2 separate regions of the Mus musculus genome follow, and region 1 is linked to region 2. The links are chromatin loops, found by intact Hi-C in ENCODE. Cell type or tissue: heart. All regions are shown on one strand.

What was found. Peaks named below come from ENCODE experiments on the same cell type or tissue, not always from the same donor. Only the 100,000 strongest peaks of a DNase experiment are listed, where the experiment ranks them.
Region 1: a loop joins it to region 2, with 2.2 times the contacts of the local background. A loop is called at or near these places in 4 of 42 quality-filtered maps.

What each region holds. Positions count from the first base shown.
Region 1 is chr7:98,606,304-98,608,803 of GRCm38, reverse strand. The region is part of intron 14 of Emsy (EMSY, BRCA2-interacting transcriptional repressor); the gene reads left to right. Among named protein-coding and RNA genes, the nearest start is that of Emsy, 49 kb to the left of the region's middle. In heart, CTCF peaks have their summits at 74 (motif pointing right) and 1,430; no DNase peak of the experiment used is centred here.
Region 2 is chr7:98,347,827-98,350,326 of GRCm38, reverse strand. No RefSeq gene overlaps it. Among named protein-coding and RNA genes, the nearest start is that of Tsku, 12 kb to the left of the region's middle. In heart, CTCF peaks have their summits at 1,039 (motif pointing left) and 2,071 (motif pointing right); DNase peaks (open chromatin) are centred at 1,036 and 2,101; H3K27ac peaks cover 2 bases.

The DNA.
Region 1 (2,500 bases), 260 kb before region 2:
TTTTTAAAATTTTTATTTATTTTTTATGTGTATGGGTGTTTTGCCTATGTCTGTACACCAGCATACATGCCTGGTTTGGAAGAGGCCAGGAGAGGGCATCAGATCCTTAGGGAATAGTTTAGACAGTGTGGGTTGCCATGTGGCTTCTTGGAATCAAACTTGGGTCCCCTGAAAAAGCAGCCAGTGTTCCTAACCATTGAGCTATCTCTCCAGCCCTAGTTTTATTTTTGTATTTTAATTTTTGGTTCTGAAGATGAGACTTATGTATATATAGCCTTATACATGGCTAACACACGCACTGCCACTGAAATAATGATAGCCTTGCTTTATTACTTTTGTCTCTAGTCTCTTTTCTGTTGTGTCTATTGTATGTGTGTACAATTTTTAAGTCTTTTAGCCAGTTAAAGAGTAGTTATAGGTACTATGTGATTTAACCTCTAAACAGTTATTTTTTAGGTCTCTAATTTCTTATGTCTTATCCTTGTGAAACTAAATTACCATTATCAAAGTCAAGAAATTTAATGTAATACTGTTAGCTAATTTATAATTCATCTAGATATACTACTAAGTGATAAGTGATGTTCTCTATTGCTTTGTCTCCTAGTCACGTTCTAGCTCAGGGTCACATATTACACTCAGCTATGTGACATTGTAACTATCACATTACTGTTGTCACTTCCTTCTCTTTCCCCCTTCCTCCTCTTCTCACTGTGTAATCCTGATTAGCCTGGAACTTGATATGTAGACTAGGCAGGCCATAAATTTTAAAAAAAAAATCTGCCTGCCTCTTATGAGTTCTGGGGATTATAGACAGGTCTGGCCCTCCTCTTTGATGTTTTGAGACAGGATCTTATTCTCTAGTCCAGGCTAGACTGAAACTCATGGAGATCTTTCTGCCTTAGCCTCCCAAGAGCTCGAATTAAGTGTATGGGCCATCATTTCTGATGCCATTAGCATTCTTTATTCTCTTTTGCCCTAGATAGCCTCTTAATCCTCACTTTCCCCCTTGATTATGATATTTTGAAGAGTTTAGATTGGTTACTTTGTAGAATCTTCTTTATGATTTAATTCAGTAGGAATTGTACAGGTAGATGACTATCAGCTTCCTCAGGTAGACATGATGTCTGCCACATTGATGAGAGGAATGGTGGTCACTTGGTTAGGATGATTGCTTCTAGTTTTCTCTGCTGTGAAGTTAACATATTCCTCTTTGGAATTAATGTCAGTTTTGGAGGAGGTACTCTGAGACTGTAAGTGTAGCATTCCTCGTCAGTCACTTGTCCATACATTGTAGCATCTATCGATGATTTTTTAAAGTCCATTATTCTTTGTTCTGTTCTAAGGAAGAATTGATCTTTTTTGACCGAAGAGTTCTTTTCAAGGGTTTTTCCTGTACATGCTGGATGCTTTAGTGGTTTCTAACTATACCCACCACTAGGAGGCATCTAGGCCCCGGGTTTAATTCCTGAATAGGTAGAGTAGAAAGCCTTGGGCATCTTCTTGATGGGAATCTTAATCACCCTGGCAGGACTCATCACACCATATTATATATCTGGTACTGTTTTTTATGTTAATTTTAACTACTTTGTTTTATACTTTTTGTTATTGTTTTCTTCTCTGTTGGCATCTTAAGAATAACAGGGGAATGATTAAGCTTCATGCTTATAAACTCATTTTTATTGCCTCATTCCAAAACATTGTTTCTCCTCTTCACTTTCTCCTAACATTTTTAGACTTTTGTTTGAATATTGATAGATAATAAGTTTGCCAAGACTATTAGATGAATAACATTTTTGCCTGTGTCACTCACTGAAACCCAGATGATGTGTTTTCTGAAGCTACTTGCCTTCTATCTTCTCAAATAGCTCTTCCAAGTTTTCTTTCTCACTTGTAAAGTGAGGTAAGTATCCTTATTGGTGTTCAGATTTTTTTAATTTTTATTATTTTTTTTACTTATATCCAGCTTTATTTCTAAAAGGTTGTGGGTTTTGTTTGTTTGCTTGCTTGCTTGCTTGGTTTTTTGAGACAGGATTTCTTTAGCCCTGGCTCTCCTGGTACTAGCTCTGTAGACCAGGCTGGCCTTGATCTCAGAGATCTGCCTGCCTATGCCTCCGAAGTGTTGGGATCAAAGGTGTATGCCACACCGCCCATCTAAAAGGTTTAAGGTGGATTGAATATAAGATTCTATTAAGCAAACCAGAAGAGAACAAGGAAGTGAATTGAGAGTAGACATTTAAAGGAGCAGAACATGAGTCAAATTTGTAAATAAATGTCATAAAGATACAGTTTTAATTAAGAACTCAGTTTCTGGCATTACTTTTTCTTAAGAATCATGATCTTAGGAGGCCAGAGTGAAGGTTTTGTTTTTGTTTTTGTTTTTGTTTTGTTTTGTTTTTTTAAAAGCAAACATGGGTCATATAAAATGTACTTTTTGCAGAATTTCATTAGCTAACTTATTTGGTAATTTATATTATTAAAGGTGAAAACTAGGATATCTAAT
Region 2 (2,500 bases):
ACTTCTGTTTGAACACTTCGGTGACAGCTTACTTCCAGTTTTTTGGGGACCAAGTTGGCTTGTCAACAGTTTGGTTCTGACTGACCAGTCTAAGGAGGTATCCAACACCGTCATCAACACCAACAACAATCTGTTGCTATACTCGAGCCAGGCTCTGTGCTGAGCTGGGTTCGCTGCCATGGGGGACACAACAGGATCCCTAGCTTGGAGCCAGTGATAGCCTAGCGGGAGCCTCGCATCGCTCATGAGAGGCAGACCAGAACAAGGAGGTGGCACTCAGGAAAGGTCATGGGTGAAAGGTGGATGGCATGGAGTCCAGAACATTCCAACAATGGGCATCCATCCAGGGATCTGTGTTTCCTTGCCAGTAAGGTCACCATGGGAAATGTATCTACTAGAAACTCTTGAGTCCAGGGTACCTGATCAGTGCAGAAAGAGCTGAGGTGGGAGGGTCCCAGTCACTCATGGGGGGATAGGCAGCCCTGGATACCAGGCAGGATAGGCTTCAGATGTAGGAGCGGGGAAATAATGTACTATTACACAATAGGCCTGGGCCCTCCCGAAGCCCTGCTGGTGGAAGAAATTCTGTTTTGTTTTGAGACAAGATCTCTCTACGAAGTTCTGTGCACACATAGGAATCTTAAAAACAGGTACAAAGCCAAAAGGGGGAGGAGAGAAAGAGAGATCTCAGCATTCCGGCTGCCACAGGGGCAGGGGTTGGTGGTGGTCACCAGCGATGCAGGATTCCCGAGGCAGAGCCAGGAGGACGATGGTTTACATTCAGGCTCTGGGGCTGCAAGGTTGGAGGTGAACTTGTGCTGCTAAATTAGACCCTATCTCAAAAACGGTAACAAAGGTAAAAACAAAAGGGGAGGCAAGGCTTGAGCTCCTGGAGTGAAGGCGAGGGCACAGACATCAGATTGCAGCCTCATCCTGTGACATGAGATGTCCAAACACTGCCATCCTAGCCTCTTGCCACCTTAGACCTCCCTCACTGGTAGTGCTCTCGAGAGGCATCTGGCCCACAGCACCACCTGGTGGCCACACCCCAGATTGGATGGACTGGTGGAGGAAGGCTTTAAGTACCATTCTCAGCTTCTAGCCACCCAGATACACTCAAGAGGGTCTCCCCCCAGCCCCCCAGAGGTCCTGTCACTTCCAGAATGCCTTAGAATAAACAGTCTCCAACTTCGTGCAAAGATTCCGTTTTGGATTCACATACACACACATAAAAAAACAAAACAAACAAACAAACAAACCACAAACCGATTGTGTGACTTCCCTGACCCTGAAAAGTGAGGGTGAAGATACCTCTGTCCACAAGAGGAGGGCATGAAGTCACATTTGTGCAGAACCAGAACTTTGGCAGTCACAAAATAAGGTGCCCCAGAAGTACCCTTCCTCTCTTCCTTGCAGTTGCGTCCAGAAGTTTTTCACCATATGTCTTAGGGATTTACTGCTGTGAACAGACACAAGGCAACTCTCATAAAAACAACATTTAACTGGTGCTGGCTTACAGGTTCAGAGGCTCAGTCCATTACCATCAAGTGGGAGCATGGCAGCATCCAGGCAAGAATGGCACAGGAGGAGCCGAGAGTTCTATGTCTGAAGGCTTCTAGGAGATGACTGGCTCTTGCATGGTTGGTTAGGAGGAAGGACTCATTGCCCACCCCAACAGTGACACCTCCAACAAGGCAACGCCTCCTAATAGTGTCACGCCCTGGACCAAGCATATTCAAACCACCACACCTTATAAATGAGGAAAACAGCCTCACTTTATCTACCGATACCATCATCCTCTCCTTGGCTGTTACTGCTAGAAGAGTGCTCAGAGACACCAAAAAGCCATCAGATTGAAGTTGTTTTTCTGTTGCAAATCGGGGAGATTGTACAACTCTGAGTAGATCCTATCAGACTATGTTGTGTAGACCCTCTAGCAGAAAAAGCCGAGGTCAAAGCTACGGATGTTTTTCTTCAAGGTCAAAGCTGCAGATGTTTTTCTTCTTGGCCCCTTTTCACATGTGTGAGACTCAAGCTCACACTTTGAGGTGCAGACCCAGGTCCCCCAGCAGGTGGCAGCACTCTGTGCTTCAGACCTAGCTAGACAATTTGGGACACGGTGTACAAGAACTCGAGTCTGCTGTTCAGAAGTGTTTAAAATTTCAAAATGGCAAGAGGAGCCGGAAAGCAAGCATAGGGTCCTTCTAAGGTGCCACTGTCCATGAAGCCACTGTTATGGGCTCTGGTCATCTCAATAGTAGAGAAAGCGAAGGCGTGCCTAGTGTGGTGAGGACACAGAACAGTCTGCTTCAGAGAGCCCATTGGAATCTTCGGGAACAGGAATTCCATTCTCTGTGTAGCCACATTCCAGTCCCTGTATCTTCCATACCAACAGGACCAAGGGCACTCAGAAAGAGTAGCAGAGAGGCAGAAACTCCCATCCAAGTGCCATCAGGCCAACTCACAAGCCACTTATTCATTTATTTTTTTGAACAAGCCC